2 separate regions of the Homo sapiens genome follow, and region 1 is linked to region 2. A link is a loop called in an ENCODE intact Hi-C map of the cell type or tissue named here. Cell type or tissue: A673. All regions are shown on one strand. Each heading gives the region's core, and the rest is flanking DNA. Links, peaks and the distances in the headings are about the cores only. Region 1 has its middle 990 kb from the start of EPHA3. Region 2 overlaps EPHA3 (EPH receptor A3).

What was found. A loop is a pair of places that touch in the nucleus more often than their neighbours do. Peaks named below come from ENCODE experiments on the same cell type or tissue, not always from the same donor. Only the 100,000 strongest peaks of a DNase experiment are listed, where the experiment ranks them.
Region 1: it touches region 2 in a loop (5-fold over the local background); 10 of 110 quality-filtered maps call a loop at or near these places.

Annotation. Positions count from the first base shown.
Region 1 is chr3:90,085,473-90,102,503 of GRCh38, forward strand. No RefSeq gene overlaps it. Among named protein-coding and RNA genes, the nearest start is that of EPHA3, 990 kb to the left of the region's middle. In A673, for the core only: CTCF peaks have their summits at 6,334, 6,534 and 7,757 (motif pointing left); DNase peaks (open chromatin) are centred at 6,239 and 7,759.
Region 2 is chr3:89,111,650-89,119,649 of GRCh38, forward strand. The region is part of intron 1 of EPHA3 (EPH receptor A3); the gene reads left to right. Among named protein-coding and RNA genes, the nearest start is that of EPHA3, 8.0 kb to the left of the region's middle. RefSeq lists a silencer at 3,035-3,144. In A673, for the core only: CTCF peaks have their summits at 3,120 and 3,326; DNase peaks (open chromatin) are centred at 2,792 and 3,032; H3K4me3 peaks cover 1,157 bases; H3K27ac peaks cover 3,456 bases.

The DNA of each region.
Region 1 (17,031 bases), core at 3,696-11,695, 980 kb after region 2:
CAGCCTTTATTAGTCAAATCAGCCAAGCATTTTTTCAGGCTCTTAGTATTCAGTGAAACTTGTATATCCCTTACAGTCCTCAGTCTTCAGGAAAGGTAGAACGGACTAATAGTCTTTTAAAAACACACCTTACCAAGCTCAGCCACCAACTTAAAAAGGACTAGAGAATACTTTTACCACTTTCCCCTCTAAGAATTCAGGCCTGTTCTCAGAATGCTACAAGGTGAACAGGAGCCCATTTGATCTCCTGTATAGATGCTCTTTTTATTAGGCCCCAGTCTCATCCCAGACACCAGATCAACTTGGACTGTGCCCCAAAACTTGTCATCCCTACTATTTTCTGTCTAATCATACTCCTATTCACCATTCTCAACTACTCATACATGCCCTGCTCTTGTTTACACTGCCGGTTTACACTGTTTCTCCAAGCCATCACAGCTGATATCTCCTGCTGCTATCCCCAAACCGCCACTCTTAACTCTTAAAGTAAATAAATAATATTTGCTTGCAAGGCTATGCTGAACCTCCTTCAGCACTCTCTAATTAGATGTCCTAAGTCCTCCCAATTCTTAGTCCTTTAATACCTGTTTTTCTCCTTCTCTTATTCCGTTTAGTTTTTCAGTTCATACAAAACCGTATCCAGGCCATCAGCAATAATTCTACATGACAAATATTTCTTCTAACAACCCCACAATATCATCCCTTACCACAAAATCTTCCTTCAGCTTAATCTTTCCCACTCTAGGTTCCCACACCGCCCCTAATACCCCTCGAAGCAACCCTGAGAAACAACGTCCATTATCTCTCCATACCACACCCAAAAATTTTTCGCCGTCCCAACACTTTACCACTATTTCGTTTTATTTTTCTTATTAATTATAAGAAGACAGGAATGTCAGGCCTCTGAGCTCAAGCTAAGCCATCATATCCCCCGTGACCTGCACATACATATCCAGATGGCTGGTTCCTGCCTTAACTGATGACATTATCTTGTGAAATTCCTTCTCCTGGCTCATCCTGGCTCAAAAGCTCCCCTGCTGAGCACCTTGTGACCCCCTCCCCGCCCCTGCCCGCCAGAGAACAACCCCCTGTGACTGTAATTTTCCTTTACCTACCCAAATCTTATAAAATGGCCTCACCCCTATCTCCCTTTGCTGACTCTTTTCGGACTCAGCCCGCCTGCACCCAGGTGAAATAAACAGCCTTGTTGCTCACACAAAGCCTGTTTGGTGGTCTCTTCACATAGCCACGCGTGAAAATGAGCAACTATCTACAAATGAATCCACTGTACTTAGTAAAAGTAAATTGGAGAATTTAATCTAAAAATTTTTATCAATAAAATTAAAATAAACAACAAAGAAAATGAATAAATAAACATAAATAAATACATTATTAAGCTGTTAAAATCAGTAAAACTAAGAAATATAGGGTTAAATAATTAGGAGGTGTAAAACTGGCATGCACACACACACACACACACAAAATGCTTCAATTAATAGTAGTAAAAAGAACAATAGCCAAGAACCAGGTGTTCATGCCAAATCTGGGACTAATTATCTGCATGACCATGGGCAGTGCTAAAGTACATACGGTATTAATGAAACAAGGTGACCCATGATGACTGTTGAAGTGGGTATTGGTACCTACTATTCTACAGGGTTTATGGACTGCCAGCACTGTCCAAAAATATATAAGGTGAGCCACATGTGTAATTTCAAATCTCTTAGTAAGCAGTTTTAAAAGGTAAAAATAAATAAGTCAAATCCATTTTTAAATTATTTTTATTTAGCTCAATATACCCAAAATATCATTTCGACGTGTGTCAATAGCCAAATTTGAAGTGCTTTGTCATGGCTCATGGTTACCACATTGAACAGCAGAGTTCTATGCTACACGCTACTTTTATGCATGAGGAAAATGTTTTCCAGAATAAAAGAAGAAAGTTGACAAATGTGTTTACCTCTCTGCGTAGCTCAGTTTCCCCATCTATATGTTGAAGAAAATGTACTGGCCATTATTATTAATTATTATTATTAATGACCAGTACAATAATTTATAAGCTTCTTTTAACTCTATTTCTTATTATTTGTTATTATTATAATTGACCAGTACAATAATTTCTAAAGCTCTTTTTAACTTTATTTCTTAGTTTTGTTTTGTTTTTTCCTAAAGTATTTTTTTTTCACTGCTTGGTAGAAAAAATGTATTTTTAAAAGAGAAATTTATTTATGCTCTCAGTGGGATATAACCTGAAAATTACCACTCTATTTATCTAAGGAATATTTGGAGACAAATGACTATTTATTTATAAAATGATTTTTCTTCTGCTCCAAGACCAAATGGCAATATATGAGCTCAGTTTACACTTATACCACTGTTTTGCTCATTGAATTATTCCTTTCACACAATAAGATTTACTGCCAGCCAGTGCTAGACCCTGATGACAGATGGGTGTGCAGGCAGAGGTAGATTTGAAATACAAAGATAAATTATAATACATACTCAGTAAGGGATTTTTTCTTTCTTTTTTTTTTTTTTGTAACAGAGTCTCACTCTGTCACCCAGGCTAGAATTCACTGGTGCGATCTCGGCTCACTGCAACCTCCACCTCTTGGTTTAAGGGATTCTTCTGTCTCAGCCTCCTAAGTAGCTGGGATTCCAGGCACGCATCACCATGCCTGGCTAATTTTTGTATTTTCAGTAGAGATGGAGTTTCACCATGTTGGCCAGGCTGGTCTCAAACTCCTGACTTCAGGTGATCTGCCCTCCTTGGCCTCCCAAAGTGCTGGGATTACATGCATGAGCCAGCCCGCCCAACCCATGAGGGATTTTGGAGAATAGAAAGTAAAATACCTTAGGTATTTTCACCATCCTTTTTTTTGTACTTAATAACTTCACAGATTTGTCAAATTTGTTCATCTGATTTTTTAATTTAATTTTATTTATTTATTTTTTGAGACGGAGTCTCACCGTGTTGCCCAGGCTGGAGTGCAATGGCAGGACCTCAGCTCACTGCAACCTCAGCCTCCTGGGTTCAAACAATTCTCCTGCCTCAGTCTCCCCAGTAGCTGGGATTACAGGCGCCCACCAGCACGCCCAGCTAATTTTTGTATTTTTAGTACAGACAGGGTTTCACCATTTGACCAGGCTGGTCACAAACTCCTGACCTAGTGATCCGCCCACCTCTGCCTCCCAAAGTGCTGGGATTACAGGCGTGAGCCACCGCACCCGGCCCATTTGATTTTTTGTATTGTGTATTGTAGCTATATTTTACAGAGTTTTGGCCTCATACCATCCACAACTTATATTTAAAGTGAAAATTCTTGCAAATAACTGTGTTTTAAAAAAAATTCAGCTCATGACTGACCAAATTGTTTAATTTTAATTTGTTTTAATGGCTTTTATATCTAGTATATCTACTCTGTTCTTGTAGTTCAATAGGCCAAGCTCACCAATAAATATGATTTTTGGCAACATTTTAAAGAAAAGCTATAGGTGCCTCAAAACAAATAAAAGAGATTCCCCATACCAAATAAAACAAATTTGCCTATTTGACCAATTTTAAGAGAACCTGATACATGAAAAATCCAGGCTTACTAAATATCATTTATATTTTATATATGTAAAGGTTATTTGTAATATTTAAAAAGTTAATAAACCAAAAAAATTCCTGCTATCTTTTTCATAAGGAACTATTTCGGTACAATCACATAATAATTTTTTAAATACATTTGCATGAAATTACTTAGGGACCAATTTATTACAATTTATTTATTGATATTATTTTTCCAAAATAAATAGAAACATCCGTACAAATACCTATTGAATTAAGTAATATATACCTGTTGAGAATTTTTTCCCCAATTATACTACAAGCCTGAGATACACATAGGATTAGCAGTTTCTTATCAGTCCTTTGAATGAAAAGTAAGATGTTTTTGTACACTCTATTTACCTTCTAGTTGTTACTTAAAAGGTGTGATTGATCTCCTTTTGTAGCTTTAACAATGTGCTTTTTAAACAAGAGATCAGAGTATGTAAAGTAATTCATAAAATAAACAGCCTAAAATCAGACAAACACAAACACGCGCACACACACACACATACATTTTCTATAAGTTTCTTCAGTATCACTTCCATGGGAGAAAAAATAATTATAGAAACTTTTTGGACAAGCAAAAAATCATTACCATGAATCAATTGTTTTCTTTATGGTTTTCTTCTTTGAATCGGTTTATCTGGTCTTTATTACCTGTGAGCTTCCAGCCGTCTCATTCTACAACATTAATGAAAATAAAGAGCTATTTCCCTTAATGGGACTAAAAATCCATTGGCATTAACAGGAACAGAAGTCTTTCTGCAGTTATGGGAACAAATGTTTATTCTCAGTTACAGGAATTAAGTGTTGTTCCCCTGAATTGTCAGTCCTTTGAAGGAGGGAAGGTAAGAAGAATGTAAATAGAAAAGGAGTAGAATTGTATTTTTACCTGAAGTGCACATTGCTAGTTAATAGTTACAAGAGAGATGTAAATCTAAATGAATTAATTCAACAAGCAACTTTTCCTGCCATCAGTTTATCCTCAAGCACCCCAGTGTTTTATCATACAAGCTCAGCATCTGTGGTGGTTCGTCTGGCAGAAAGTTTTCCTGGAGAACATTTTTTTGATAGAAGCCGAAGGGGAAGCTGAAAATCCAGGATAAGACTTGGAGCTCTTCGCTCTCTTTGTAACAAATTAGGTGACCAAACAGTGGGTTATTTTCAGATCTCGAATGTTCCAGAGGTACCCACTCAAAGGCAGTGGCTCTTTGGATGACATGCAACACTTTTGCAAGAAAATCGAGACCTCTGGCAATATTTAGATTTGTATCATTAGTACCTCAGGAAAAAGCTACTGAACACAGTAACTCTAGATGCAGTACCTACTAAGAACCAATTGTTCCAGCAAGAGGAGTAGGATATCAAATAAGGAGTGACCTTCAAAACCCAATTTTAAGCATAATCCGTTATGGTCCCTAAACTCATGATTAAAAATATATTCAAGATTTTTATTAAATAAACTCATCACTTCTTTAAAACTTTTCTGTACTTTCTCCTATACATGTTCTTCTCCTCAGGCATAAGGTGTACTCATTATTGCCAAGACATCCCTGAACAACTCTCCCCAAAATGCCCCCTGCTCTCTATTCCAGCAAATGGAGTGTCTTGATACTTTAAAGCCAAAAGCAAAATCGACTTCTTCCAAAGGCAATCATGACAGATCTAAGCTACATGGAATCACATATCTAAATTTCTATAGTCTCTTCCACCTATTTGGCACTTAAATACTGCCTTAAAAGTTCAGTTTTATTTATTTCTTTTACACTGTACAGTCAGCACCATAAGGCATTATGCTCTGTTAAATTATCTTTGTACTCTCCGCAACACCTAGTATATAGCCTGGTCTCTATCTGGCATTTAATAGGCATTAAATGGATTTTACAAATAGAGAAAGGGAAGCAGTGAGCAGTAACACAATCCTTTATACTGAAATTATTCATCCATGAAAGATATGAAACTAAAATGTAAATTTCCCTCTTATGAACTTATTTCTCTTTCCAATAACTAATGCTGTTTTCAAATACCACACACATTTTTGTATACATTGTTCAATTCTAGTCCCCACTTACAGAAGTGAGGCTGTTATTGTTGTCACTGATAACTGATGTCATTCATTTTTGATGTGATATAAATAAGACCCCTAAATTGTTATGGCAGAATAAAGGAGGAAAAACAATTGACATGAAAGAAAATTGTTCACCTATTTCTATTTCATATTACAACATCATTAGAGGATAAAGATGCAGGGTAAGTTGCAATAACTAAGTGGTAATGCAATTAAGAAGAAATAGCAACCAAATCCAAGAACTAGAGGAAATAACTGGCATAGCATCTAGTCACTCAACAAATATGTCTTAAGGATTTATTATATACTGGCCAATATGATAAACAATTACAAGATAAAATAAAAACACATATGTATCTCTTAAAGATCTCTAGCAGGAAAGACAATTTTTCATAAATAAATGTACCAGAATATTGAAACCAAGTCATAAAGGAGTTTTAAAGAGCTTTGATGGTGGGCGTGGCTAGCTACATAGGCAGCTTGTTCTCACTGTGTTTCCTCATTTAACACAGCACCCAGCTTTCTGTGGGTACTTAATAACTACCAGTTGGCAAATGGATAAATGCCAGAGGTTGGGAGAAAGAGAAGAGCGTGTTATCTCCCCAGTAGCCCAGCAAGCTTGTGTGGATGGTGTGGGGGCCTTCCTAGCTGTGACAGCTACACAGTGACTCCCAGTGGTCACAAATTGAATCTCATCTTTGATCACAGTCTAATATAGTGTATAATTTAGTACAGTATATTTTATATATATAATAATTTATGCATGTAAGATATCATTAAGTATAATTACTAAAGCCATAGGCCTTCAAAAAACTCTCATGCTCATTCTGTTGAAAAGTGAAAAGGTTTTCTACAAACACAATGATGTGAGCTAAATAAATAATAAGTTCTTTCCAATTCCTAAAGCTGGATTCTATGATTTTAAACTAATTTTCTAACATGACCAATGTAGTGTTAAACTTAACATTAATGAGAACAAACAGAAAAGACTTGTATTCAGAAAACTACCTATTGTTTCTAAGCTAACAGGAATGCCTTTTCTAGTTTAAGACATGAGAATATTTCTCTGAGTTTTGCCTAAAAATTAGAAGGCATTCGTGTGAGACTGCAGTGAGACACTTCTGTCTATGGAGAAAGAAGGCCCTCACTAGAACCCAAAGATGCTAGCAAACTGATATTGGAATTTCCAGCCTCTAGAACGTAAGAAATAAATTTCTGTTACCATAAGCCAAAAAATAATAATAATGATTAGAAGGCATTCTTCTTAGAACAATTATTGGCTATATATGAGCTCCAAATTATTCCAATTACTTATAAACTATGTACATTCTTTTCCATCCTTATAAAGAAAAAGTAGAGTGGGTCGTTCTATTTTTGGCCATTGTTACATGGGCATATCCATTAATGTGTAACATTTATCTGCCAATAAAAGTAACTATGTAGTAGGTCATTCTGGCATACTAGCATTTACCAAGTTCAGTTCAATTAAGAAAACATGATCACTACCGACTATACACCAAACATTGTGCTAAGTACTGTAAAAATAAGGACGGTTAAGATGCCATACCTGCCCAAGAAAAACTTAACGGTGCATGGTGAAGATAGACTTCCATGTCTTCCAGGAGGCAGAGGGAACATGAAAGAAAATAATAGAAACCAGCAGTTAGATACGGCATCATAGTTGCAATGTCACCCTCCTCTATACGTGTCAGACATACCCCAAATCCAGTCATTCCGGGAGCAATTGTCACCTTCAGTCCATTCACAAAGGCTTTGAAAACACCCTGACCATGATCCTGTCGTTGCTATCAGCCATTCTTTTGTTCCTGCATATTAAATTAGATGAAGGCTCTCAACTGACATCAGACAAAGAAATCAGGCAGCTAAGGGAAAAGAACAGTTTGAACTACATACGGAAATCCATGGAGAAATGTCCTGTCAAGAGTATAGCTAGAAAATTCAAGCTGCAAGAAGCTGTATATTACTATGTAAGTGTCCATATCCCCAAATGAAAAAACACTACATGAAATGAGATAACACTGTCCTAAAACCATGATATATATGGACATCTGTTCATGTAGACTGACCCCTAGTGATATAAACTGATTGCTGCAGGGAGAACAAACAAGACTGTTTTTAAAAATGAGATAGATCACCCCTCTTCAAAATGTGGCTTCCAAAACATAAACAATCTAAGTGAGATTTGCAGCCATTATTGTCCTTTCTAGAAACTAAACAAACATAATCTACAACATTTATATGGAAAGAAAAAACAATTTAACAGAAGAACAAATCTACCTAGAATCAATGAAACTATCTCCTTTAAATGACTAGATAGATATATGCTATTCTATGTCACCTCTGCTTGTCACCACCTCTGCGTATCTATAAGGCAGTATTTTTCAATCTTCATATAGGGTTGCAAATGACTTATAACAAAGATTTTTTTCAATTTTCAAAATTTATTTCAGTATGCCACAAAATAATTTCACCTATAATTCTGAAATACTTTCCACAAGTAATTTGTAAGTTTCCAAGTAATGATATTAAAAGATATATCATTAATGTGTTGACTAATTCAGAATAAAATTGACAATGCCAGTTAAAATAAAAAGCAATTTATTTCATATGTATTATTTGCTTCTTTTTAACATAAAACAAAAATTACATATAAAATTCAAAATTATGCTTAAGTTTAGGGACAGATGAGAAAAGAATATGTAAATTGTCTTATACATATAAAACTAGATGTGAATGACCTTTTCTCCTCCAACAATACAGAACATAATTAATTAAGATAATTCTTATTACAATTAAGGAGTATGGAATCAAAAGTCACCTACGTTGGTGAAGTAAGAGATCTCATGTGTATTTTCTCTTTCCTCCTATGTTCTTTCTTCTTTTCTCTCTTGGCCTCCAAAGGAGAAATTGAAAGAGCTCCTATATGTCAGACACTGTTTTCCTTTTTGCTTCTCAGAGAGAACTATTTCTATCTTTTGCTTTTCTGCCATCCACACAAAATAAGTCTAAATTACCTGTAAGGAGGCAGGAGCAGATAATCAGCCAAAGCAGGGTGTGGTGCCTAAAAACTTTCTTGTTGCATATTCTTATCTACTTCTTAAAACAGTTATTGCTAGTCCTATATTAAAGAAAAAGATACCATTACAGCAAATCACAATATATAGGCCATCTGTAAATTGTTCCTCCATGAGGAATAGATACTACAAAGCACTGCAGTTCATATAAATAGTAAAGGAGTCATAATTGTATAAAGTTCACACTACTGAAAATTAAAATCAAAAGAAATTAATTAAAGTATGCAAACCGTTTTCACAATAGCAGTTTTAACTTGAAACAATTCCGTAAACTCGGGATTTCTTGAGACCAATCCATCAAGAAATTTGTAAACAATGTAGCTTCTTTTAAGCTGTTGATATCCTGGCAGAGAAATATCTTTGAAGTTTCTCCTCCTCCTCTACAACTAAAATGCTCAATAACTAAAGAAAACCAATAGCCAAGAAGAGAGAGAGAAGTTTTTCCTTTAGAAAAACTTTAGAGAGGTCAAACCAACAGATGCTTATTCATGGCAATAAATATTTTAACATTCTATTAAAACAGCCCAGATCATTTTAGAAACTCAAGCTATAAGGCTTAGCAGTTCCGTATTCTATTTTATTTTTTTGCATATAATTACGGAATGACTAGTCATAATTCTAGGTAGAATGACTGAAGTTTGTAAGGGCTTGGAAAGTAGGAAACTTGTTTCAGATGTATATTTCCAGAATACAGTTTATAACACACTATCATTTCCAGGCCACTTGTACTAAGTTAAAGTTCACCTTGAGATTTTTTTTTCTTTTTTAGCCATCTGTATTATTCCTAAATAACTCTTATCTTCAAAAGCACTTCAAAATCTATCTTGTTAAAATTCCATGCATATATTTTCTGATTTTTTCCAGTTTTGTTAGGAATTCTTCCCATAAACAACAGAAGCCAGCATGCAAGGTGTGCACTCAACAACTGAAGCTTCTTTCTTACAATGTCTGTTCATCAGAGAAATTTTTTTCTCAGACTTTCTGATCTTTACTTCTTATACCAGTGTTTTGAAAACCTCTGGTCTAGTCCAGTAGTTCTCAGCACACACATTTCTACAAATGAATCTGTAACTCATTTGCAAAAATTGTAAAGTTTGATATTATCAATCAAAGAAGAGTTACACACACAAAAAAAACAAGCACAAATTCTCAAATTAGCACAAAAGTAAAATACTCAGATACAAAAAAAATAACAGTGAAGAGTTAAAAGGAAGAGGAACTATTATATCACATGTCCTAATTGCAAGTCCCACTGCAATCCTTTATTTTCCTTGTTGTATTTTAAAAACATATATTATTTATTTGTATTGAAGTAATGTCAATGATCTATCACAGCAAACAGATGCAGATGGAAAAACAGAAAATGTTCTCCAATTCACACTACAGAATGGACAAAGGGCTTAAGTTTAATATCCACTACTACGTAAATAAGTCTCTTAGGTACCCTTATGTTCTCCAGTTAAAAAAAAATCTTTAATTTCAGCATGTGGAAGACACAGTCACATTGGGCTGTTATTTGTAATAGGTCTTGCCCTCTCTCTTTCCTACAATACACCATAGAGTGATGAGCAAATGTATTCCCCTTACAGTTAAAGAGTTTGGAAATTAAAACTATCTACCCAGAGGTAGATAAGTAAAATCTCACTATATGAAAGCTTTCCAGATGTCTTTACATCCGCTTCTTTCCCTTAAGGCAAAAAGAACCAATGCATAAAACCCTGATATTTCAAATAATTCTCTTTCTGTCTGGCAGTTTTTCCTGCACAAGTCAGGGTCTGTGTTTCATGCTGCTCAGAGCTTTTTTGGCAGACTGATGTTCACAGTCACATGTATACTGTAAGGACTCAAACATTTTGTTTTTTCTAAACTCAACAACTACCAATGAATGTGAACTTAGTTGCTTCGACATGGGAAATCATAACACAGAAATTTCAATTAAGCAAACTCTTTTCAAAACAGTCCCTAAGGCCAGACTCTACAAGTCAGTCAAACATAAATGTCATCTCAATCATTCCAAGTAGGTTGCTAACACATGGAAAAATCTGCAGTAGTCAACTCTCTGTTTAAGCTGGATGACCTATCAAATAATGCTACCTCAATAATGATACTAAAACCTAGTCTCCAAGAATTTGATATGTTTTATCTACTCTCTGCCACTCACATCATAGGTAGGACATACACAGAGTTAATATTCTATACATTTAGGAGAAAGCACTTCAAAATCAGGTGACAACCAAGATGACACAGCAAGGCACTAATGAATCCAGTACCACCTAGTGGAATGAGAAAGTTAATGGGATGTACTAAACAAAAAAGAAGAGAGGATTCAGGAAGAGCCAGCAAACTTGCACAGGTGAATTGGGTTGACATAAGACTGTTATACCTGCTTTTCCACTGAAAAGGGGAAATTTGGGTTTGCCTGAGGAATTTTTCTGGTTATCTCCATAGAACTTCAAGCTTTGGGTCATGAAAAGAACCAATAAGTTTACTTCCATCCTTTATTTCCTCTTCACCAATACTCAGCACAATACATTTTTTAAACTACTTAATAAATATATGCTTTAATTTCATGTGTAATTCATCAGTGATTCTTGGAGACAAAGATACTAGTGATTAGTATGGTTTAACCAATTTTTTATTACTATTATACTTTAAGTTCTAGGGTACATGTGCACAATGTGCAGATTTGATACATAGGTATACATGTGCCATGTTGGTTTGCTGCACCCATTAACTCATCATTTACATTAGGTATTTCTAATGCTATCCCTCCCCCAGCTCCCCACCCTATGACAGGCCCGGTGTGTGATGTTCCCCCCCCTGAGTCCAAGTGTTCTCATTGTTCAGTTCTCATCTATGAGTGAGAACATGTGGTATTTGGTTTTCTGTCCTTGCGACAGTTTGCTGAGAATAATAGTTTCTAGCTTCATCCATGTCCATGCAAAGGAAATGAACTCATCCTTTTTTATGGCTGCGTAAGTATTACATGGTGTGTATGTGCCACATTTTCTTAATCCAGTCTATCATTATTGGACATTTGGGTTGGTTCCAAGTCTTTGCTAATGTGAATAGTGCAACAATAAACATACGTGTGCATGTGTCTTTATAGCAGCATGATTTATAAACCTTTGGGTATATACCTAGTAATGGGATCGCTGGGTCAAATGGTATTTCTAGTTCTAGAACCTTGAGGAATTGCGACACTGTCTTCCACAATGGTTGAACTAGTTTACACTCCCACCAACAGTGTAAAAGCATTCCTATTTCTCCACATCCTCTCCAGCACCTGTTGTTTCCTGACTTTTCAATGATCGACACTCTAACTGGTGTGAGATGGTATCTCATTGTAGTTTCGATTTGCATTTCTGATGACCAGTGATGATGAGCATTTTGTCATGTGTCTCTTGGCTGCATAAATGTCTTCTTTTGAAAAGTGTCTATTCATATCCTTTGCCCACTTTTGGATGGGGTTGCTTTTTTCTTGTAAATTTGTTTGAGTTCTTTGTAGATTCTGGATGAGTAGCTTGCAAAAATTTTCTCCCATTCTGTAGGTTGCCTGTTCACTCTGATGATAGCTTCTTTTGCTGTGCAGAAGCTCTTTAGTTTAATTAGATCCCATTTGTCAATTTTGGCTTTTGTTGTCATTGCTTTTGGTGTTTTAGACATGAAGTCTTTTCCCATGCCTATGTCCTGAATGGTATTGCCCAGGTTTTATTGTAGGATTTTTATGGTCCTAGGTTTTACATTTAAGTCTTTGATCCATCTTGAGTTGATCTTTGTATAAGATGTAAGAAAGGGGTCCAATTTCTGTTTTCTGCATATGGCTAGCCAGTTTTCCCAGCACCATTTATTAAATAGGGAATCCTTTCCCCATTTGTTGTTTTTGTCAGATTTGTCAAAGATCAGATGGTTGTAGATGTGAGGTGTTATTTCTGAGGCTTCTGTTCTGTTCCGTTGGTATGTATCTCTGTTTTGGTACCAGTACCATGCTGTTTTGGTTACTGGAGACTTGTAGTCAGTATCATACTGAATGGGCAAAAACTGGAAGCATTCCCTTTGAAAACTGGCACAACACAGGGATGCCCTCTCTCACCACTCCTATTCAACATAGTGTTGGAAATTATGGCCAGGTCAATCAGGCAAGAGAAAGAAATAAGGGACATTCAATTAGGAAAAGAGGAAGTCAAATTTCCCTGTTTGTAGATGACATGATTTTATATTTAGAAAACCCCATCATCTCAGCCCAAAATCTCCTTAAGTTGACAAGCAACTTCAGCCAAGTCTCAGGATACAAAATCAATGTGAAAAATCACAAGCATTCCTATACACCAATAACAGACAAACAGAGAGCCAAATCATGAATGAAATCCCATTCACAATTGCTTCGAAGAGAATAAAATACCTAGGAATCCAACTTATAAGGGACGTCAAGGACCTCTTCAAGGAGAACTACAAACAACTGCTCAATGAAATAAAAGAGGTTACAAACAAATGGAAGAATATTCCATGCTCATAGATAAAAAGAATCAATATCATGAAAATGGCCATACTGCCTAAGGCAATTTATAGATTCAATGCCATCCCCATCAAGCTACCAATGACTTTCTTCACAGAATTGGAAAAAACTATTTTAAAGTTCATGTGGAACCAAAAAAGAGCCCACATTGCCAAGACAAGCCTAAGCCAAAAGCACAAAGCTGGAGGCATCATGCTACCTGACTTCAAACTATACTACAAGGTTTAACCAATTTTACAGCAAGAAAGGGTATTAGAGCTTACTGTTCTTAATCCTTCCTTTTGTGAAAAGGAAATTGAGACCCAAAAGGGTGACATGAATTTTTCCAAATTATGCAACCAACAGGAGCAAAACTGGGACTAGAACTTAGATCTGCTTACTCCTGGTTTTATGTTCTTTCTACTCTTTCATATGGCCACTTATAAACAATGCCTATTATTTCAAAGTTATTATTTCTTCCACTGTGATGTCTAGTAGTGGAGAGTCAACGAATAATTTAAAATGAACCATTTAGAAACAGAAAAATGTAAACAAACATATTCTGACTTTCTGGGACATTACAGAAATTCATTTCAATATTTAGAGAATTTTGCTAATTAACACCATATCCTTTATTATAAAATATTATTCCTCCTGAGTCTTACATTTAGACAAGATTTATCTTACAGCCACAAAATTTGGTGTTTGAAATAAATTACAGTGTTTATGGAAACTTCTCAGGTTATGCTACTTTTATGTCTTGTAACTTTTATATCTTGTAACTTTTATGTCAGGTAAGAAATTTGAGGCTTTGTTCAAATATTTCCTCTTTCCAAACTGCAGTAAGTTCATTAAATGACTATTACACTGGAACAATGTCCTAAAAATAATATTTTATTTCATTCTAACTAATAAGGCCTGTTAGATATGGAAGTCTATATTGTGTTCTAAACAAAAGCTCTGTCAGCAATTTATTTATCGGATGGTAGAAAGGCTTCAGCACAATTAGTTTTTGGCATTATTTTGACTGAATCAAATTTCTATAAGTTTTTTTTATAATTTCTGTCTTCAGTTCAACCTGTATTAAAACTTTCAAGTGAAAATAATATTTCTAACTCAAACTGGTAGTGTTTGGCCTTGTAATATACATTGAATTTACAAATCACATTTAATTCTTGAGCCTTCTAGGTACATTATAGAAAATTTATTTTGCAAGAAAACTTAGAATTGTTGTTCCAATACAATGAATCTAATGTAAATGTTTCTGGTGAAAATACATATGCACATTTTTAGAGATATTATTGTTTCCCTGGAGCACATTTATTGTAGTCTTTTGAGTCCTAGAAATTTGCAGTGCCTTACATTATAAAGGAAGATGAGACATAACTGTTTTTTTTAACTACTGTATAAAATAGTTTACTGAGCTCTGTGTAAACACACAGTGTCTTTTTGACAGCATATTTTGCTTTTACTGATCGTGAATTTTGCAAACAAAGCCTTTAAGAATAATAGGTTCTTCAGACTGAGCATGGGTTTATTATTTTTCTTAAAGGTTTTGCTATTTGCTGTTTCCACTGAAAAAGCATAAAGACCTAATGAGCAGTTTCTCTTGTATCTTCAGGCTCTTTAAAACAAGAATGAGTTTCCGAAGTGCAAAGAGAGTGAACAAAAAGAGATGAGTGAAAGAGAAACCCGAGAAAGCCTATTTATCCATCTTATGACAAGTTCTTATGAAGTGACCCATTCATGTCAACAAGGGCCTAATGATTGCCAATTCTCATTGAGTGTCAGTTTTAAGAGGACGGAACATAGGATAAATGAAGAGCCTACCATATCAGTAATTTGGGCTGGAGCAAGCCTTTACGTTGAATTAAACCAACTAATCCTATATTAAACTAAGACCATCTCTGTGCAAGCAACTCTGGTAGATATTATAACTAGATATCCATTTATTAAGGAAAATTCCTTAAAAACTCAGAAGAGTTGAAAATAGAGCTCAAATTATAACTATACATTTATCTTTATTGCTTCTTACTTGGACAGCAGATAAAGTTTACAAGAAACAAAACTAAACACCAGTTGTCCTGTGGTGTCCAGAGATTAAGTACATAGACTATTCTTAAAGGTTTATATTTATTTGATTATATTTACTATTTATTTTTATCTTACATTTATTTACTTTATACATTATATATATTTATATTTATATTGTTCCATTGTAAGCCAGTTGTTTAACACATGGTGATTTTTAAAAATAATTGGCATTTTACATATTGCATTTTAGAGTGTTTATAATGAGAATGAATGTCTCTGAATTATGAGTGAGTCTAGCCTCTGATCGACAAGTCATAGCCTGGAAAACATGTGAATGACTAATGAAATTCTACATATGATGTTCTAATTTGCCAAATAGGCGAAAACACTCTGGGATTTCAGGAAACAGAAAATTCCAAAATAAATCATTAATTCAATGTTTTTTCCTTGAATATGGCTTTCTCTAGAAAATATGGCTTTCTCTAGAAAAACATTAATCCAAACTTTTGGAAGTTCCAAATACAGGGCAGATAAATACATTGAATATTGCAAAAGTACATTATTTTTGGATTATTTATTTTAAAATTAAACTGACAAATTACAATTGTATATATTTATGGGGTACAAAGTGGTGTTACGCTTATGAATACAATGTGAAATAATTACACCAAACTAATTAGCATATTCGTGATCTCAAATACTTACTACTGTGGTAAAAACATTTGAAATTGACTCGGCAATTTTGAAATGTACCTTATTTACTATATTTGCCACGTGATGAAACCTATCTATCTCAAAGAAAAAAATTATTCCTCCTGTCTATTTGAGGCTTTGTACCCTTTGACCATTATTTCCCCATTGACTCCATCCGCCAACCCTCGGTAGCCACCATTTTACTCTCTGCTTTTTTTACTTTGATTGTTTTAGATTCCATGTGTAAGTCCGATCATGAATATTTGTCTTTCTGTGCCTGACTTATTTTACTTAGCATAAAGTTCTCCATGTTCATTTTCATTGTAAAGGATTAGTGATCAACCAACGATATGCATGGTCTTTCTCCCAAAGACCTAATGTCCTGAGGGCAGAGGTAAAAATGAGAAATGACAAAAAGTAGGATTTCTACCTAGAGGATCCAAGATAGCTTAAAAAAGAAGGTATTATTTTTATATTTCAAGGTTTTTTTAGTTGATACATAATAATTGTACATATTTATGCGAGACGTGATATTTTCATATATCCATACAATGTGTAATAATCGAATCAAGGTATTAGGATACCCATCACCTCAAACATTTATCATTTCTTTGTGTTGAGAACATTTCAAATCTTCTCTTCTAGGAATTATTTTAACAGAAATTTGACTTAAAGAGTTTCAGACAGGTAATAATTTTGAAAAGAACCTGCAATCACCCATAACAATCAGGTGTGTAAGGAGTATATTCCCAGCATAGAGGGCAGCTGCTGCAGGCTGGTGAAGGGGTGAGGGCACAGCACAAACACATCAGCTCTGTGCCTGGGAGCCAAAAGAGCTGGATGAGTTGGAGATAGATGGAGCTGGCAGATGCAGAAGCTGCAAGTGAGGTTGGGAGATTCATTACAATAAACAAAGAAGTAAATTGAGCAAATTCTGTGTGTGTGTGTGTGTGTGTGTGTGTGTGTGACAAAGAGGATAAAGTGAGTAGATTTCTCACTGTCAGAGAAGAGATTTACAAACATGGGTAGAGAGAAAGAATCCTCAGGAGTG
Region 2 (8,000 bases), core at 1-8,000:
TTTACTGACAATCTGAATTGCTACGATAATATTTTGAATGTCCCGTAAAGAAACTTTTTGTAACCTCTCAAAATCTATCACAAAATTAATTCATTCTGAATCTATATCTTTGTAAAGACTAGTATCTATAATAATAATTTGAGTGGTGAAAAGGTTCACTCGGATACCTCAATCTCTTTATTTTTATGTTTCATAATCATACTATTCCAGTCCTTGTCATAAATGAGCAATTATAAACTCTTTTAGATATTACATCTTCTAGTAATAACAATAGATTTATCAATACAAAACAGTTTCACTGTAACTATCAATATTTTTAATTTTATATTTTTAAATTATTGTTACTGTAGTTGATAGGGTTTTCTTTGCCTATTTTAAGGTTAAAAGTTAGTTGGATATACTTCTAATTCAGAAGTGACTGGACTTATAAAAGGGGAACTACATGTAATAAAACACCATTGCCACGTGTTAGATCATGGTTGTATTTTATATAAAGTTGTCTTTCCATGAAACACTAGAAATTGGGAGCTATAATGAAAAACACTTTAATACAAAAATTTAAAACAAAATATTGTACAGAATCAGATCTTAGAGAGTTATTTTTAACATTTTTTAGTAGGTTTAGGAAGTTTTTGGTAAAGTTTTTCATTTCTTGAATTGAATTATGGTTGGCTCGTTGGTCATATTAACAACTTAGTAATCTCACGTTGCTCTTAATAAGTTTATTATTAAATAAATGATTTAGTAACATTCTTTATGTATTGCCTACATTTAACATTCAAACTTTGGTGTGTTCCTTAAGGGTCCGACCATTTTTAATACTTTTCCACAATAAATTTCTTTCTAATGTTAAAATCCTTTCAGAAATTTAAATTTTTTTCGGAAATAAAATATATGCAATTTTTAAATATCAAATAGTTACTTTTGCAAATGATTTTTAAAGGCAAAATATATTTCCAAAATATATTTGATTTACTAATTTCAACACAAATGAAAAAAAAAAGAAGTGTTCTTGAAAGTTACATTTTCCAAGTCATAAGATCTTCAGGAAAATATTAATAAAACTTTCCTCAAATCATCAAACTCGATAAGGTTTTATAGACATTTACTAAAAAAAATCTGTGATCTGGGCTACTTTTTATTTGAATCATTCTTTCAATGATTCGGTTTGGCATAAATACTAGATATAAGGGGAAACGTGTATTTCTTGGAAGAACATTAAGTTTTACAAGTTATTTTCTGTCAAGATCCTCAACTTTATTTTTTAGCCTGCACATTTTTTCTTTAAAATATTTAATAAACCTTGTTCCTTTAATTCCTGTTTGAGAGAAGATTTAGAAGAACAGATGCAGGTGTCTCCTTTTGGGTTCTGTTTTCAGAGATCTGGATTTTATCATCACGGAAGGTCAATAAAGGGCTTTTACCAAGTACACAAGTAGCTTTCCACAGATTTTTTAAATAAAGGGTTGACCAGTAGTGTGAAACATTCATTATATTATTCATCCAGTTATACAGAAAACCAGGATTAGAAATTTACTTCTCAGAAATGTGGAAACCTTAGCTAACTCTTCTGTAACAACTTTAGAAATATTAGTAAAAGCAATATTGTGACATTTATAAAATGCAAAGTCTTCCAAGTCACAAATCAATCCACCTAGGAAGACATCCCTCAGTGTGTTCGGGGTGTGGATACATGTGCGCCACTTGCTTGATTTCATTAAGTCTGTTCCCAGCTGCTTGGTATCAGGTAGTTCTTGGAACCTGGCAGGAGGTTTTCTCCAGGAAAATCTGAAAGTCAGCAAGTTTTAGTTTGCCTCCTACCAGCTTCCTTTGTACAAAAAAAAAAAAAAAAAAAAAAAAAAAAGAGGGGAGGGTGGTCGATTACAAAGAAAAAAGTTTTTGCAGGAGAAAAGAAAATAAAAAAAGTTGATTAGAAAACTGGAGAAGTAGAGAAAAGCAAAGGTTTTAAAGCCAATGTTAATATATAAATCATTTGCTTAAAAGAAAGGCATTTATCACGTAAAACATCTGGCTAATCAATTTTTATTAAATCCCTAAAAACCCCGCACACTTAAAATGGGGTTGAGGTGGGGGGGGGCTGCATTTCTTTGTTTCTCCTCAAGTTTACACACTTTTGATTTTTTCCCAGAAGAAAATATTTCATCCAGGAAAGTTTTAAGAGTGACAGCCAAAAAATGCTAAAATGCTTCCCCCTTTGAATGTCTGGACGAATGCATGTGGAGGGGTGGACAGAATCAAAATCAATTCAGCAAATAAAGCCTCAAATTTGAAGTGATGTTATTAAACTAGAAGCCCTGAGTGTGAACATCCCCCAACCCTTCATTTTCTAAATCATGTCCCGCTGTTCCAGTCAAAGCAAAGGGTGAAAATCCACATAATCCAAACCAACATGGTGAAGTGAGAATAATAGGTGAGGAAGGAGGAGGAAAGCAAGTGGCAGCACTGTACAAACAAACTGTTGTGAATATTCCTCGCCATGGACAGGAGTAGCCACAGGAGGGGATAACTGCCTTTCTTCTTCTTCGCCTTACACTTTCCACATTTGATAATGCAAATTCATTAAATTACAAAAGTGTGTCATGCGAAATTTTAGCACAAAGCAGAGCCGTACGGGTAGAGACAGTAATGTGGCAACAGGGAGATGAGCAAGTGTTCCTTGCTGCCACCACACCCACCATCAGGGTGTCTTAACCACAAACTATTCTCCGCTAGGTCCAGGCTCGTTGGTGCAAAGGGAAAACAACGGTGTCTCTCAACAGTTCACTGCTTGCTCACTCTGCATCAAATTAAAGATGAGATCATAAAAAAACATCTCCGGGTGCGCGTAACGCAGTCTCAGCCCTCTGGAGGCCAGTGGGTTCTTTGTGCACAAGTCTCTCCGCGCCTGGCTGCCCAAGTCAGTTCCCGGAGCGCGACCAGGGTGCCACGGCCTCCGTCCCGAGGTAGGGTGGGTGGGCGAGCGCAGCCTGATGCTCTTTTGCTCCGGGTTTCTGCCCCCGGGCGGACGGTGTAGACTCTGTAGCGAGCGGAGAGCGAAGGTGCAAAGTTAAGCGAACACGAGCGCCAGGAGGAGACTGGAGCGCGCGAGAGGCAAACGTGCGCCCTCTGCCTGCTGCCGCGGATCTGCTGGCACTGGGAGAGCACGGCGTACTCCTTGCCACCTGGACCCTCCTTACCTGGGCGTCAGTAAGACGCCAGAGAGTCCATGCGCCTTGGACGGGCCTGGCAGGTCCTGACCTGAGGAATAGACTTTAATTCAGGATCTACGATCGCCCTGCCGCCTTTCGCATTGCTGTCAGCTAGGCTTTTCAGTTTGATGTCTGGAAGTGGCGTGTCTCTTTTCCATCCATTTTCATGGGTTCACCAGGTGACAGCCAGGGGAAGGAGATATTCTGCAAGGTTCGCTGCCGGATTGAGAAAGCATCTCTTACTGGGTGCGCTTGGTTGAGACTCACAGGAGTTGCCTCATACGCCCTGTTGTGCAGCTTGCTGATTTCTAACCCTATCCCTTTACTATTTCTTCATCTTTTGGGCATTCAACTCTTTTGGTGTCGCTAGACTAAAATGAAGAATATCTTTTTTTTTTTTTAGAAAAATTTTCTTTAAAACTACCTGCTAGTGCCACCTTTAGGCCCCTAGTAATTGCTGAGGGGATGTCAGTAAACTTTTCCCCTGTGCATATTCAAAAGTTGTCTGTGTTCTCCCAAAGCCCGTGTTTGACTGACACCATTTTATTAAAACAGGATTTTTCCTCTTCCAATATTGGGAGTAAACATGGAATGGGCAAGAGAGGGTTTTTGGGAGCTGTGCTATCGAGATAGCTTGGTGGGTGGATGATCCTGATGTTTCTGTGGCTGTGTTAGAACTTCAGTCTTTTTCATAAAAGATGATTTTGTTAAATCCTGTAGACTTCAAGACTAATATATCCTCAGTGCCGTGTTCAACACTGAGAAAATAATTGCTCAGTGCTCTGCTGGCAAATAGATTTTTCCCTTACATTATCATTCACGACTTACTGAACCTCATTTAATCGTTAAAGCAGCCCTAAAATAGGTAACATAATGTTTCCCATTGTTACAACTGAGGAAACTGAGAAAATGGATCATAATAAAGCGGTAACTAAGCCAAGCCCTCTCTCGTCTTTGTCTTTTGATTTTAACCTCATATGTTTTCTCCTAGACACAAATGACTATGAACTAGGGAGGCATCATTGTCAGGAAAAGCACTAGCTTCTCAACCTTAATCCCAGTGACTGTACTAATTTGTCTTCTGACTTTGCAAGGATAATTTAGAAACATTCAGAAATTTGTAGTGAAAAATTGAAGAAAACCATATAAATGAGGGTACTTTGGAACTGTAGTTACACTCATAAGTTATGATTATCTGCGTGTGGGGGGGACCCACTAAGAAACTAAGTTAAAGGAATTTGTTGTGGACAGAAGAGTAGATGAAAATATCTGTGATGACTTTTCTTCACACGTTCTTACCTCTGTGTTCCTTTCCTGACACTCAAACACTCCTTTCATCACCCTGGAAAGAAGATTTTGTCAGGAATTCCATACATACAGATAGTGAGGAAATTGTACAATATAACCAGAGTGTGATTATTTAGGGTTATGTGTAATAAAAATGAAGTGTGAATTAACAATTGGAATTATCTTAAAGGTCAGTAATAGGAGAAAATAGAACATGGTCCAAAAAGTAGACTTTAGTCTCTGTGGAAATTTCCCCCCGTTTAAAATATAATTTTTAAATTGCTTAAGATGAGAAAATAAATTTTAGTGATTTAGCTCTTCTTTCATAAAAGCACTTGTATTCTATTTAACTCCTGCCATTGAGAAAAGGTAGCTAAAACAGGCTTTTGAAAGGTAGCAAATTAAGTTGGGGGCAATTATATTTTTCATGTGGGTATTTTAGCACATATGTTTTGCATTAATTGCTGCAATAAATTCTGTTAACCTGGCAAAGAGCAAAAATAGCATATTGATGACATCAGGCTTCCAAAGCAGAAAGCAGCTTTTAGTATCTTGCTGTCTTCACTGTAACATTAAAAAAAAAAAAAAAAAAAAAACTAATGTGGTGGTTAACCAAAGAGTTAGCCATTCTTTCAAGCTATTGGCATATTTTCCATGAACAAAGTGAAGAATTAGCAACAAACTTTTTCCCCCTTACTTCCAGAGAATTCATGTCAATTACTCATTTTCCTGTTATTTGATTTTTTATATTCATATTTGTTACTCATTTTCCTATTATTTGATTTTTTTATATTTATATTTGGGTTTTCAGAACTCTCTCAAATCAAGGCAAATGTAAACTGACTTTAAAGGCTCCAAACTGAGCTGTCTTCCCTTTTAAGACAAACATCTTGACTGATTACATAGCAGGGCCTCAAAAGGGACTTAAGCAAATAGAGAATTGTGGGTTAATTTTATTACTGAGAAGTTTAGTTGGTCAATATCAAAACTGTTTCTTCTCGATTTTTAATACATTCATTTTGAGAAGGTTAATATAGGTTTTTTCAATTAATAGTTAAGAAAAATAGATGAATAAGATCTAAAGGTCCAGTAAGTGTAAACTGCCTCATGTAAGACTTTAAAATTTTACTTTTTGCCTATGATAAAGTTGATTGATTTCCAATCAACAGGAAATTGTAACATTTCCTATCTACCTCAGACTGACTAAGGGGAACACAGAGCAGCTTGTTAGCAGTTAACATGTATTTATTTCCTGATTTTCAAACGCAATTTAGCAATTAATAAAACTGTATAGCTTTTAAAGGGATATATTCTTTCATTGCATCTGATGGCAGTCTTCACACTGAGGGAAAGTCTGGGAAGCTAATTTGCAATGTCTTCCATGTGGATTATCTAACTAATCCTCTGGGTAAGCAAAACACCACTCACAGGAAAAGTCTATTTGCAGCACTGTGTGGTGTGTTATATCACCAACAGTATTGTCCTCTTACAAAACTGAGCTATTCCCAAACTGTAAGCAAAATTTAATGAATAAATATATACCTTTTGACCTCATTATGGCATAATTTTTTTTTGAATTACAAACAGGTGATGTGAAAAAAACAAAAACAACCATTGATTTATTTGTCACTATCTAATCTTGTTCATTTTCCCCAATTGTCCTCTAATCATCTATAATATTCAAAGGTGGCAAAAAGGCTAGAGTTATATACAAACTGAGATTTCTTTCCCCCTTGAATAAGTCACAGCTGATCATGGTAGATTTTGCTTTTTTTACAGAATAAAAGAACTGACAGCATCATAGAAAACTAGAACTAGAATTAAGTCAGATTGTTACTCTTTTATGAAATCTATAAACACCACCAAATCTAGTAACTGCCAAATATTGGAAATATTTTCAAAGATGCAGTATAAAAGGACATAGTATTTTTCTCTTGGTTTACTTTTACTATCTGGTTTACTATAGATAATTTAATACTCATTTACATTCGATAACTCAAAAAGATAAACTTAGAGGTTTTATTATAGTGTTCTTGACACTTCTGATCTAAATTATGATTTGATTGTCCTTGTTCTCTGAAAAAGAAATTTCCATGTGTAATTATATGTATTTCATCTGGCTAAACTAGTTAATCCATGCTTAACAATGGTTTTTTTCTATATTTTCAGATACAAGTGATTTTCTTTGACATTTGTACATTGCATAAAGAAAATTTTTCTTATCTTTCAAAGTGATGTTCCAAATCATACTAAATGTTTTAATATTCCCACAAGAAAAATAAAATGAGAGGAAGAAAACTAAAAAGATATAAAATTAGTAATATTCCTTTAAATTTTTCTTTCCAAAGGTGATCCTTTGGAAATTAACTAAGCATGTTTTATTTTATGTTTGGCCAGGTGTGTAGTAGGTTTACTACCCTAACCCTATTAGTGAAAACTTTGGAACTCTAAATGTAATGACAAAGGCACAACTTTAAGAATCATTAAAATGAGTCAAGAAAAGGGTTGATATATAACTAATTGCCTGTTACATAATGACTCATCTTTCATATTATAATAATTTATTGTCTGTTTATTTACCAAACAGTACTTATCTGAGGATTAGTTACCCACTAGATTTTGAAAAAAAATATCTGCTAGGGAGTGGAATGCTCTGTGCTCTTGAAGATGTCAAATTCAATGGGATAAATGAATCTAAAATAAATACTTATATAAAAATTGTTATAACATAGATATGAAAATTATGAAAATATGATATGAATCTTTAGTGGAGGGTGCAATTTAAGTCCCAGAACAGAGTCCCTGAGAGACAGGGAGAATTTTTTTAAGGTAAAAGATAATAATAAATTCATAAAAACAAGGACTAGGAGATTAGAAGCTTTGCTTAAGTTCATGTGGTGGGGATAATTTTAACCCAGATTTATTTTTAACTGCATGTAACTTTAAAAATAATTTAAATGAATATATAACAAAGACACACTTTTAAGCATGTCCAAAATAACTAAATATTCAGAAATAGTTCTTGTTAAGCACATACCGAAGCTAACATAAATTCTTTACATTACATGTGAGTGCATGTGAATATATTGGAAACACATGTGACTGAATATCAAAATAGAACCATCTCCATATAAAAACTTCTGTAGGTGCTATTCCTATTATGACTACACTACCCAAAAATATCTCATTGGTCTTTATTTGCATTCTGCCATCTCTTTCATCAATAAATTAAAAGTTTTCTGACTATTCCAGTGCGGAGTTTGATGCTTTCCATTGACACCATGCTCCTAAGATGCAAAGGAAAAGACTAGTGTTTTGAAATAAACTGCTAAGAATGTGGTACCATATTTGATCCTTTGGGGACCATTATAAAAACCCAAAAACAAGTCTTGAAGAGTTTGTTCGTGTGTGTGTGCCTGTGTTTGTAGATGTCCATCAAATTTGTATTGTCATGATCAAAATAAATGATACACCTGAGATTTTAGACAATCCAGATATTCTGCA